Linked DNA regions of Homo sapiens: region 1 is linked to region 2. Evidence: chromatin contacts called from ENCODE Hi-C or POLR2A ChIA-PET data. All regions are on one chromosome and are shown on one strand. Each heading gives the region's core, a stretch centred on a gene start or an enhancer-like site at or near the end of the contact. The rest is flanking DNA. Distances are from core to core; before and after follow the strand shown.

Region 1 (6,255 bases), core at 1,503-4,002, 160 kb before region 2:
TGCCCGCGGGTGCCAGGCTGTGTGCCAGGAAGAGAAAGCTGGCTTGATGCCCGCGGGTGCCAAGCTGTGTGCTAGGCCTGCCCAGGAGCCCTGCAGTCCCTGCCAGGTGGGAAAAAAAGTCACCTGACTTGCCCAAGCCACCAGTTGCCGGGGTCCTGCCCTTTTGTTTCCAGATACACACCCACCCCGTCCTTAACCCACGCATCCACAGCCAGGGGCGGCTCAGTGGTCACTCACAGGCCCTCGGCCCCAGAGGCAAAATGACGGAAGCAGGCCTCAGCCTGGTGCTGGAGGCCGGCAGCACCTCCTAGCGGGCAGCAGGGCCGTTCCACCCCTGGGTTCCCTTCCCTCCATCCGGGAGGTGCCCAAACCAGGCCTAGGTCGGCTCCTTGGGGGGTCTTAGGGCTTCCTAGGTGGGGTGGGCCCCTGGGTCTGACCTCCCAGGACCTGAGAACATTATAGCTGGCTGGGACCCTTTTATCTGGCACCAAGAAGGTGGAGAGGTACTGAGAAGGGGTACCCAGGAGCCTTCCTGTCATGGTGGGCAGGAAGACATTTCCGTTACCCTGGGGCTGTTGTCAGAAGCAAAGATCAACACACCTCCTCCAGCAAATGCCAGTTCCTGTCACGGCCTCCCAGGCTGCTGGGGCGTTCCTGCCCCACACCCTTCCCTCGGGTGGTGCTGGCAGGGCCACCCAAGGTTCAGTGGGCAGACCCAAGCCAGCAGAGCCCCAAACTAGGGCCTGCCGGCTTTGAAGACAGCGCTGGGTGCTGTGCTGTGGCCCGGGAGGCTCGGGTGCCCTCAGCCACAGGCCCTGGCTCCCCTCCATCCCCCGAAAGCCCTGCACCTGTGCTGGGGGCTCTGAGGCCAACGGAACACCCACCAGGGGCCCATCTGAGGATCCCACAGCTTAGACGCCCCAACAAGCCCCAAGGTCCTGTTGTTTTGGCAGTGACCTCATTCCCTGGTTCCCAGCAAAATTATAATCAGAATACAAAAATGTCAAAAGGGAACCCTTGATCCTTCCCGTCCTGGGGTCAAAAACAGAACCTGCACCCTGCTGTAACTTCCTGGAGGAGGTGGTTTTGGTTCACATTGGGCCCACCCTGTGTCTGAAAGCCCCCATATCTCTGATCGTTGGGGGTTGTGGTTCAGGCCGAGGCCAGTTCCAGCTCTCCATCTGGGCCCCCTCAAAGTCCTGCGCCTGGACTGACCTCGGTGCCACGAGTGCCCACCAGCCCCTCAGCTGATCGGAGGCCCTGTGCGTGCTGGAGCTACCCCAGGGTGCAGGGTCCAGCCAGCTTCAGGACTCCCCCAGGGTGCAGGGTCCAGCCGGCTTCAGGACTCCCCCAGGGTGCAGGGTCCAGCCGGCTTCAGGACTCCCCCAGGGTGCAGGGTCCAGCCGGCTTCAGGACTCCCCCAGGGTGCAGGGTCCAGCCGGCTTCAGGACTCCCCCAGGGTGCAGGGTCCAGCCGGCTTCAGGACTCCCCCAGGGTGCAGGGTCCAGCCGGCTTCAGGACTCCCCCAGGGTGCAGGGTCCAGCCGGCTTCAGGACTCCCCCAGGGTGCAGGGTCCAGCCGGCTTCAGGACTCCCCCAGGGTGCAGGGTCCAGCCGGCTTCAGGACTCCCCCAGGGTGCAGGGTCCAGCCGGCTTCAGGACTCCCCCAGGTCGCAGCTGCGCCAAGTGGGGAGGGGGTGCAGACCTCCCCTGGCAGCCCCAGCCAGGCTGGTAAGGACTCACACCCCAGCTCCACGCTCTCCCTGGGGCCGCAGACATGAGGTCTCCGCCCCTAACACAGTCGTGACCAGTGGCATGCAAACACTTCATACCCTCAAATGGGGAAACTGAGGGCCCCAGCAGCAGCAAGATATGGACCTGGTGCCCAGTTACCCCGGGCACTCCCACCTGCCCACAGGGAGAGGGGGTGCACCTTGATTCCAGCAGGATTGGCTCAGAGACCACGGCACCCCAACCTTGACCACAGGAAGGGGGCTGGTGGGGAGCCACCTTCTCCCCACTGTTGCTCCTCCATGAGCAGCCCTGGGGGGCTTGGAGCTGGGGGCACAAGAGAAGCCAGGCCCTGCCCCACCCCCCAATGCCAGTGGCTGAGCCCAGACAAACAGCTGGGGATGAAGGTCCGCTCCAGGAGGTAAGGCAGTGCACTGAGCCTGGCAGCCAGCCTCCCTTCTGTGGGAGAACAGGGCAGGGCAGCCCCTCTGCCCAGCAGCCAGGATGGCCCACGGAGGTCCAGGGCCTCACCTGAGGCCTGAGAGACCAAGACCCCATCAGGCCTATCTGCCTCAGTTTCCTCCATGTGCCTGGAGGTGGTCGAAGGGCCTGTGCCAGCTCCCTGGGGGATGGGAATGGGTAAGGCACAGATGTAGGGCAGCATTCGGGCAAACAGGTGCCTGGCCACTGTCACCTCTGGTGCCCTGAGGCTAAGCCGGCAGAGCTGCAGGGCAGGAGGGGAGGAAGAGCACAGACACCCCCCACCCCAGCCCCTGAGCTGGCCCCAGAGCTCTGGCCTGGAGCCTGATCACCCTGAGGCCCTCCCTGCTGCCCCACACTGGGGGCAGGTGCCCTCCTCATTCTCCAAGGCCCTCCCTGCTGCCCCACACCAGGGGCGGGTGCCCTCCTCATCCTCCAGCTCTGGACATCCCCCATCTAAGGGCGGGCGGGTCCCCTTACCAAGACCTAAGGTGCAAAACCCAAAGCTGAGGCTGCTTAGGAATCCACAGCCCCACAGGCCTCTCAGAACCTTGCATCAGAGTCGCCCTTGACCTCAACCCTGCCCGAGAAGGAAGTGCTGGTGCAACCCCAGCCCAGCTGCAGGAAGTGGTACCTGTCACCAAGTCCCCTGCACAGGGGAAGCAGGGGGCTGAGGGGGCAGGACCAGGGGGACGAGGTCATCCTTCCCCGGAGAACCCCTCAGGGGCCGGGCGCCCTTCCCTCCCGGGCACCAAATGGACACAGCTAACAAGAACCACACTTCACGGTGAGCAAAGCTCTGAACATTCAGGCTCTGAGACACGAAAGCGGCGTCAGAAGAGACCTGCAGCAGATCCGGGCCAAATCACACACACCCTTTCACAGAAGTCGAGGACAGGAGAACAGGAGCAAACACAGGAAAGGAAGAGGCCAGCCTGGTGGCTGACGCCTGCAATCCCAGTGTTTTGAGAGGCCAAGGCAGGAGAATCACTTGAGGCCAGGAGTTTGAGAGCAGCCTGGGCAACACAGTGAGACTCCTACCTCTACAAAAAATAAAAATAGAAAATAAATTAGCCAGACATGGTGGCATGCATCTCTAGTCCCAGTTACTCAGGAGGCTGAGGCAGGAGGATCACTCGCGCCCAGGAGGGAGAGACTGCAGTGAACCCTAATGGCACTGCTGAACTCCAGCCTAGTTGACAGAACGAGGCCCTGTCTCAAAAAAAAAAGAAAAGAAAAAGAAAGGAAACTTTAAGCAAGACAGCAGAGAGAGGGCAGAGCCTATGCTGGGAGAGGAATCCAGCGGGGTCAGGCTTCCTTTTTATTTTTTTGAGACGGAGTTGCGCTGTCACCGGCCTGGAGTGCAGTGGCGCGATCTCAGCTCACTGCAAGCTCCGCCTCCCAGGTTCATGCCATTCTCCTGCCTCAGCTTCCTGAGTAGCTGGGACTACAGGCTCCCACGACCACGCCCAGCTAATTTTTTTGTGTTTTTAGTAGAGACGAGGTTTCATCGTGTTGATCAGGATGGTCTCGATCTCCTGACCTCATGATCCGCCCACCTCGGCCTCCCAAAGTGCTGGGATTACAGGCGTGAGCCACCGTGCCCAGTCTCAGGCTTCCTTTTTGCAACCCCGTAAAACCCTAAGACGAGACTGCTTGAGGAACCAGAGGCCCCGCAGACCCATTGGAACTTTGCATCAGAGCTTCCTCCTGCCTGTGCTGAAACCCACCTTGCGCTGTCCTAGAGGAGAGGCACTCGCATCAAAGTGACTCGGAGGTGCGCGGGAAGTGATGGACGATGCCGCCAGGGGACAAGGTTGGAAGGAAGAGGACATGGGAGCCAACCCCTGCGCTGGGAACTGAAGGCTCAAGGGATGATTATAAACTAGGCATCCACCTTTTAAGCCAAAAGCCAGAGCATCAAGATGGACTCATTTCTGCTTTGTAGGAATGTGATAAAGAACTGGAGAGAAGTGCCGTCAGGTGGGGACTGGAACACTGTCCTTGGATCACAGAGGCTCCAGGAAATCCAGGGACAAAAACAGGTCAGATCAAATAGGAACAAGTCGGAGCAGAGAGGATGCAGGAAAACCCAGCCCATGTCGCCTCTGAACCTGCGACCCTGCAAAAGCGTATTTTCCCAAGGGTCAGGGAGACGTGTTCCTACTGTTGGTTTGACTATCTGTGAAGTTTGATAGCACAGTTTTGTTTGTTTGTTTGTTTTTTTGAGATGGAGTCTCACTCTGTCATCCAGGCTGGAGTGCAATGGCTAGATCTCGGCTCACTGCAACCTCCGCCTCCCATGTTCAAGAAATTCTTCTGCCTCAGCCTCCTGAGTAGCTGGGACTATAGGTGCACACCACTAGGCCCAGCTAATTTTTGTATTTTTAGTAGAGATGGAGTTTCACCATATTGGCCAGGCTGGTCTCGAACTCCTGACCTCGTGATCCGCCTGCCTCGGCCTCCCAAAGTGCTGGGATTACAGGCGTGAGCCACTGCGCCCGGCCTGATAGCACAAATTTTAAAGGCCACAATTTCTGGCCAAATGAAATAAAATGAGACACCCCACCCCCCCGACACACACATATTAATAAGGAATGCTAAAGTACTCTGCTAAATACCTGAAGTCAAAGGGAAATCAAATGATATTTACAGCATTTTAGACAAGGGGACACCACTCCTCCATCTAACATGAAGGAGACTGTCTGTTCCTGGGTGGCGACGTGAGGCCGAGGCCCCGGACACTCTTGCTGTGGACATAAAAGAATGGCCACAAATGTGTAGGACTTCAGTTTTAGGGAATAAAACAATAAAGGAAATAGAAGAATAGGTATCTAAGAGTAAGGAAACCTCAGCATAAAAGCTAAGGGGAGGCCGGGCATGGTGGCTCATGCCTGTAATCCCAGCACTTTGGGAGGCTGAGGCAGGCGGATCACCTGAGGTCAGGAGTTTGAGACCAGCCTGAGCAACATAGTGAAACCCCATCTCTACTAAAAATACATAAATTAGCTGGGCTTGGTGGCGGGCGCCTGTAATCCCAGCTACTCGCGAGGCTGAGGCAGGAGAATCACTTGAGCCCGGGAGGCAGAGGGTGCAGTGAGCTGAGATCTCACCTCTGCACTCCAGCCTGGGCAACAAGAGTGAAACTGTCTCAAAAGAAAAAAAAAAAAAAAGCTAAGGGGGAAAATAGCAAGAAGACAGACTCTAAAAATGGCACATGTTGTACTAACAAATTGCATAGAGGAAATAGCTATTATCTCTCTAGTGCAAAAGGTAAATGGTAATCTTCATCTCTAAAGAGATCTTAGAAATTAATAACAAAAAGGTAAATACTCCATTCAAGGATGTTTCAAGGGTGTGGCACCCTGAGCAGGTAATTCACAAAAGAAGGAAGAAAACTGGCTAAGAAACATATGAGTCACCCCAGGAAAGAACCAGGGATTTCAGCCAAAATATCTTGATTCCCTGTGTAGCCGTCAACGTGTAAGATGCTTTGGCGGTTTCGGTGCCTGCGCTATGGAGTCCCACACAGCAACGAAAACATGCAAACAGCTGCTCAGGGCAGCTTGGCTTCGTGGTAAAAGTGAATTTATGGGGAAAAAAAGAGAGACACAGTTCCAAAATATTCTGCATTTCTCTGGGTGGTGGCACTATGAGTATTTTCAATTTTCATTATTCCTGTTTGTATTTTCCACCCTTTTTGTGATAAATGAATAAAGGACATTTTAAAAATGGAATTTCATGGTGGCCGACGAATTATGCTGAAATTGCTCCTTCGGATTCCAAAGCTACTGGCTTTCTTGTTCCCACTGTGACGTTGATGAGGACGCTGCTTCATGGCAGTGGGACCTCCCTGCTGGCATGGGCTTGTTGCCACTGTCACTCACCCATTCACCCATCCATGGGACAGGGGCTTGCCAGCCTCTCCTCTAGGCACGGCGCAGGGGCTGAGAGCTGCACTCCAGGACTCCTGGACTCTGCCCTCTGCTGAGACTCTCAGCACCTCTTTTCCCCAACACCTACCCCAAGTTTCCATCACACACAG
Region 2 (6,076 bases), core at 3,286-5,785:
AGGAGCCTGCATTTGTACATCACCACTGGAGCTTTTCCACCCATCGTCTCCCTCTTCTGGATGCAGAACAGGCTCAGACAGGCCAAACAACTTGGCCAGTGCTGCATGGCACAGCCAGGTCCGCACTGACTGTCACGCCTCTGTTCCTGCCCTGGACGGTGTCTCAGGTAACACACTGCACTGCTCCCTGACACCATCTCCCCACTAGAACATGAACGCCCTGAAGCAAAGACATCTTCCTGGCCACGTGTTGACCTATGCACGTGACACTGCCTACGGCGCTGAAAGGCCATCAGTTCGTCCTCTCTCTCCTGCCCCTGTGTGTCTACCCCAGTTTTCTCTCTTCAGGCTGGCCAGTGATGGAGACCATCCTAATTGTGCTGGATTTGAACCCTTCAGGCCTAGGCACAAAGAGAGACTCACGATTGTCTCAATGCTAGCTCTAAGCACCCAGGGCCATCCTGGGAGTCAGAATCCCGCCTGAGGTCCTGGAGTGGGTTGTGGGGGGGTGTGCTGTGTGCCTGTCACAGAGCACAGACAGACTGTTCCTGCTGTGTCACTGTGGGAGTTGGGAGTTGTCCTAGAGACAGTGGCACATTGTGAGCTGGGCAGGTCTCACACATGGTATCCACCACCATGGCAGCTGCTGACTGAATGGTTTGGCAACATCTGGTTTTTGCCACTCCAGTCTCATGTCTTCTTATTTTATTTTTAAAATATAGGGCAAAAAATATTATGTCTCAAATCACGGTATCACCGAATATTGGTCACCTCTTATTAGCAGTTTTATGCTCCTCCTGACGTTTGAGAAACAAGGAAATCAATAATCCACTTTAGGCTACAATCTAAAAAGTACCTGTGAGTGTCCTTTCTCAAATAGATTGGGCAGAATTAAAACAAAGCAAGATTGTTTAAAGCTACATTTTTAGTTGCACACAAGGACTATAGTCAAATAGGCTTCAAAAGCACAAAGGCTGTGGTCAGTCATCAGCCCTAGGACACCAGGACCAAGACCAGGCCACAGTCTCAGCACAGCAGGTTGGCAGCTCGCTCTGTAATTGATGAGACAGAAATCTGAGCACACGGATTGCCCTGTGTGGCTGGAAAGGGAAAGGAAGGCTGTCCTGGCCACCGCGGCCCAGGGAGGCCAGCACACCCGTGCGCAGGTCACGTGACCCACTGCTCTGATCCCACCGTTCTAGCCACAGTCTGCCAGGCCCTGGGCATGACAGGAAGGGGGTTCACAGATCAGTGGCATTTACACGGGTAAGCTTTGAACACTGTCTTCAACTGAAAGGCCAGTGTGTGAACAGGCCGGGCAGCTGGACCACTCCGAGGCTGGCGCCTTCCCCTCCTTTCGGGCAGTTCCCAGAAGGCTCAAGACCACAGTTTGAAATCCACTTAATCTCTCGAGTCGGCCTGGGTCTATATCCTAAGACCGTGGAAATCATTTTGTGCCACCGTATCCTGTAGGCATTGGCAGGACCAGCGTAATTTTTAGTTCTTCTCGTGGGAGACAGTCACAGGGTCATGCCATTTAACTGCACTGAAGGGAAAACGTGGGAAATGGATTTTTGGTGCTGTGTAGACCACATTTCATAGCGGTTGGCATCTCACATGCTTATGCAAAGCCTAACTCCGCACCCTGGGGCAGACAGTGGGAGCCCAGCTGGATTCCTACACTCAAGCCCTCCAGCATCAGGTTTATTTTCCAGGACACCAGAGTGATTGTTTATTCCATAATTCCCACAAAGGAGACAGTAAACAACAGAACAGAGGTGGAGCGGGCACGGAAGGCCAGGAAGTGGATGGTGGCTGCCAGCACTTCTGTGGAGACCCAGGGCCCCCCTCCAGGAGCCCCGGTGTTCAACCTCCACAGTGAACAGGGGATGGATGGCTGAGATGTCCTCGAAATTTTTTTGGACTTCCTCAGGCGACCACAGGATTCCTTCTCAAAGAGCCTGATCTCAGCAGGCACCCGAATGGGCATCCTGGTGCTTCATGCTCTACAACAGCTGGGAACGCCATGTCCTGGCCCCAGGCGACTGGAAACTGCTTTCCTCCCCGACATCAGCACCAAGGGGAATGTTCCCAGTGCCATTCTTCCAAGTCAGGGAGAGCGTCACAATAGAAACCGTCTCTGTGGAGAGGATGGCACCTGAAGCCATGGAATAGGAAGGGAGCATCAGAGGCTGCTGGCTGGTCCTGCAGAGCCGCCTGAGAGGCCTGTGGGAGCAGCAGAGGGTCCCGGCCTTGGGCGCCATCCGCTCTCTGCTGCTCTGGAGGGAGAAAAAGGACAAGTTGAAACTTGCACAAGCAGCCTCCATTCTGGGGAGTTCCCTTGTATTCCCCACACCAACCCGCACCTCAGCGAAGGCCTGTGGAAGACTTCTGCAGTGACAGCCCCGATGAACCATGCTTGCCGTGCCCGTCCCCTGTGCGGTGCCTCACGTCCACTCAGGCCCCGGCCATCTCACCCTCCTGGGGAGATGGAGGGAAGCACCATGGGGATTTGCTTTTTCTTGCTGCCGACGGAGCCCAGCCACCACGGGAGGGAGGCCCGGCCAGCCTGCGGTGGGTGGGTGACATGTGGCCCGGATCTGCCCGGGGCGCCTGCCTGTAAGTGGGCCCAGCAGACACCCCATGGAGCCGAGGCAAGCCGTCCCAGCTGAACCGGCTTAAGCTGCAGGCCCACAGAGTCATGAGCAGTGAAGAGAGGTTTTCGCCCTCTGAGGTTTGGGGTGGCCTGTTACACAGAAATACACACAACGTCCTCAGGCACGTATCTCTTTAAGAATGTGTCCCGAGAAGGCGTCCCAGGAGTCTTGATTTTTATTTAGCCGTCCACGGTTGCCCCTTTGGGTGCTTCGCCTTCAGATGGGGTGAAGGGCTCACTTGTTAGCTGGCTGGCCCCAAAGACAGGCTTGTTTTCCACCAGGCAGTGACTGAAGCCGGCAGCCTGCTGCATACCGCGGGCCTTCCCCTGACCTGTCCGGGACTGCGGGCTGGCGGCTGACACCTGCGGAGTGCTTACCGCATACCAGGCTCCCAAACTTCCATCTGTGTTCGTCTTTTAAGTTTTGTTGTTTTCCAGAGTCGGAGTCTCAGTGTTGCCCGGGCCAGAGCGCAGCGGCCATTTATAGGCGCGGACCTCGGCCTCGCACACCACAGCTCCAGCTCTGAGACACAAGCGACCCGCACCCCCCCACCGCCCAGCCCCAGCCTCCAGACTGGCTGAGATCACAGTGTGCGCCACCCCATCCCTGGCTTGCGATGGTCTCTTACTCCCCACTTTACAAGGGAGGAAAGAGGCCGAGGGCAGAGTGGGCCGCCTGAGGTTTGGAGGCCAGGGCTAGTACAACCTCAATTTGACCCTGGAACCTGCCGCTTCCCCCACCCAGGTGCGGGACCCACCCGCTTGTCCACACCTGGCTCTGCCCACCGCCCCCGGCTGCTCCTCTGGGCTCAGGTCGCCGCGGTCAGGAGCTGCCAAGTTTGCCTATCAAACTTTATCTTCGTGCAGAGAACTGCAGCCTGGAGCTGGTTATTCCGGTCAGTGAAAACGTTGCATTTCTACATATGCTTATCATCATCTGTGTAAACATTTCTTGGTATAACTGTGGAACAGTCAGTAAATATAGATAAATCGAAGAGTAGGTCTATTGCATATGCTATAAAAAAATGCTTTTACTATCAACCTAAAACAAACAAACAAACAAAAAAAATCAAACAAAACCACCATCACCTAAACGTTGGTAACTGGAGCAGCTGCTAGTGTCAGTGCGGACTAAACAGGAGACGGCGGGAACCGTGTCCAGCCAGGGTCCTGGGCCGCGACCTGGTTCTCCCGGAGTCTACAGTGAGGATGACGGGCGGGGAGAGGGGGCCGGCGGGACCCGCGTGTCCCAGGCAACTCCGGGAGAGGGAGAAGCAGGGGTGGCTCGGCGGGGGCTCGGCGGGGGCTCGGCGGGGGCTCGGCGGGGGCTCGGCGGGGGCTCGGCGGGGGCTCGGCGGGGGCAGCGCCCGCTGCAGGGAGGAGCGCGGGGGCCCGGGAGCCTGGGCAGCACCGCGAGACGCCACCTCCGCAAAACGCAAACGCCAATCGCCGGGCGCCTGCGGTCCCAGCTACCAGGGAGGCTGAGGCGGCAGGATCGCGTGAGCTCGGAGGTCCACCGCGCTCCAGTCTGGGCGACAGTGAGACCCCGTCCCCAAAACGAAGGCGGGCAGAGTCTCCTCAGCCGCGCTCGGGCGGGCGGCGCCGCGACGCCAGGCCGGTCCCGCGCTCTCGCCCCACGCTCCGGAGCCGCCCAGCCGCGGTCTCTCAGCTCCGGCCGCGCTCCAGCCCCAACGGCCCCGCGCCCGTCCGCCGCAGGTGGTCGTGAGGGAGGTGCCACAGCTCCGGCTGCCCACGACAGACACGGGCGCCCCAGCGCGCGCACGTCCGGCGTCGCTGCGCCGCCCCCGCCCCCTCGGCGTGCGCGCGCCCGGCGGGCCGGCGGGGGCGGGGAGGGGGCGGAGCCGCCGGCGGCGGGGCTGAGGCGCTGAGGCGGCCGTGGCGGCGGCGGCGGCGGCGGCGGCAGCGGCGGCCAAGCGGCCAGGTTGGCGGCCGGGGCTCCGGGCCGCGCGAGGCCACGGCCACGCCGCGCCGCTGCGCACAACCAACGAGGCAGAGCGCCGCCCGGCGCGAGACTGCGGCCGAAGCGTGGGGCGCGCGTGCGGAGGACCAGGCGCGGCGCGGCTGCGGCTGAGGTGAGGGCGGCGCGGGGCCGCGGCGGCTCGGGCGGGCGCGGGCTCCGGACCCCGCGGTGGCGGCGTTTATGTAAGCGCCGGGCAGGGACTGGTGGTGGGGCCGGAGCTGCGGGCCGTCCCGGGAGCGGAGGGCGCCCGCGGAGAAGCGAGGGTGCCGCGGCACCGCCTCGCACCCACCCTCCTGGGTCGCCCGTCTGCTCCGGCGCTCGGCTCCCGGAGGAAGCTGCGCCCGGGCGGCCCCGCGTCCCCTCCCGAGGGCGCCGAGTCCGCGTGGGATGCGCCGCGCTGCGCCGCGGGGAGGGCAGGTGCGCCGGGACGAGGCTGCGCCCTGGGGACCGAGACTGCGTTTTGGGGAGGGGACGGTGTGCCCTGGAGATCGGAGGCTGCGCTGGGGACGAGGCTGCGCCCGGGGACCAGAGGCTGCCCCGGGTACAAGGTTGCGCCGGGGAACGGGAGGCTGCGTTGGCAACAAGGCTGCGCCTGGGGACGGTAGGCTATGTCCCTGGGGAGACGCTCCGCCCGGCATGGGACGCTGCGCCGGGGGACGGCAGGCTGCGCCCGGGATGAGGCTGGGCCCGGGCAGGGGAGGCTGCCTTGGGAGGGGACGCTGTGCCACGGGAGTGGAGACTGCGTTGGGGACGAGTCTGCGCCCTGGACGGTCCTGCGTGTCCTTCCGAGGGCGCAGTGTCCGCGCGGGATGCTCTGCGCCGCGGGCGGCCCGGGCCAGGGAAGTTCCTGCGGGTGCCGGGCGTCTGCAGCGATCGGGAGCAATCTGGGGCAGTTGGGGGCCCGAGGTGACTTTTGACGTGTTCACATCAGAAGGAAAATTATTGCGTGGTGGATGGGTGCGAGGGAAGGTGTCAGATTGGGCTGTGGACGCTGAAACGTGTTGGAGTCCCGATTTACACGCTGGAAAACCTAACCTAAAACGTGTTCCTGTCCAGGTTTCTATGTCGGAGATCTGCACCGTGGTGTTTAGTTCCCAGTTAATATTTTTGGTCAGCAGGTTTGGGCTGTTACTTCTGATACAGGCATTTTACTTCCTTCTTACTAACCATTATTGCATTCCGTTCTCGAAGTATAACGAAAAGTGGCATGATATCAAACTTGTTTCTTTAACGTTTAACTCCATAATTAAGATGATAGAACCGTAGTTTTTTTAATTGAGAATACAAATATGTATTTAATCCTCTTTGTTTCCTCTTAAATTTTGCCGTATGTTTTATTGCTTCGAAAGGTGCCACCCAGAGCTGCATTTTCCAAAACGCTAGGTTGTCTTAAGAGCAGTTGTTTCTAGGAGATAGAAAAGCTAATTGTCTTTTGATGA

The links. Hi-C counts contacts between places; a loop is a spot of excess contacts on that map. ChIA-PET counts read pairs that join two places held with the same protein, here RNA polymerase II (POLR2A). Pooled maps may share reads with other maps.
Region 1: a pooled map shows a loop between it and region 2 (2.3-fold over the local background). The contact joins the enhancer-like site here to the promoter of ADARB1 in region 2. A Hi-C loop is called at or near these places in 4 of 168 maps with a recorded cell type or tissue (CD4-positive, alpha-beta T cell, naive thymus-derived CD4-positive, alpha-beta T cell and natural killer cell) and 10 of 50 pooled maps. POLR2A ChIA-PET finds 5 or more read pairs at or near these places in 7 of 52 experiments (CD4-positive, alpha-beta T cell, CD4-positive, alpha-beta memory T cell, GM12878 and 4 more).

Annotation. Positions count from the first base shown.
Region 1 is chr21:44,911,504-44,917,758 of GRCh38, forward strand. All of the region lies in intron 1 of ITGB2 (integrin subunit beta 2), which reads right to left. Among named protein-coding and RNA genes, the nearest start is that of ITGB2, 6.3 kb to the right of the region's middle. RefSeq lists enhancers at 869-918, 2,238-2,738, 5,991-6,255 and a silencer at 2,855-2,904. Within about 2 kb of position 2,753, at least 12 of the 41 ENCODE cell types and tissues checked have a DNase peak (open chromatin) inside an H3K27ac peak, as active enhancers do; they include CD4-positive, alpha-beta T cell and natural killer cell, where a contact is called at or near this core.
Region 2 is chr21:45,070,045-45,076,120 of GRCh38, forward strand. ADARB1 (adenosine deaminase RNA specific B1) reads left to right here and starts at 4,536. Exons shown (of 11, transcript NM_001112.4): 1 at 4,536-4,749. It overlaps LOC105372836 (a long non-coding RNA gene), which reads right to left and starts at 3,697. Exons shown (of 5, transcript XR_937796.3): 1 at 3,429-3,697. It also overlaps the pseudogene SSR4P1. RefSeq lists silencers at 4,180-4,269, 4,290-4,489.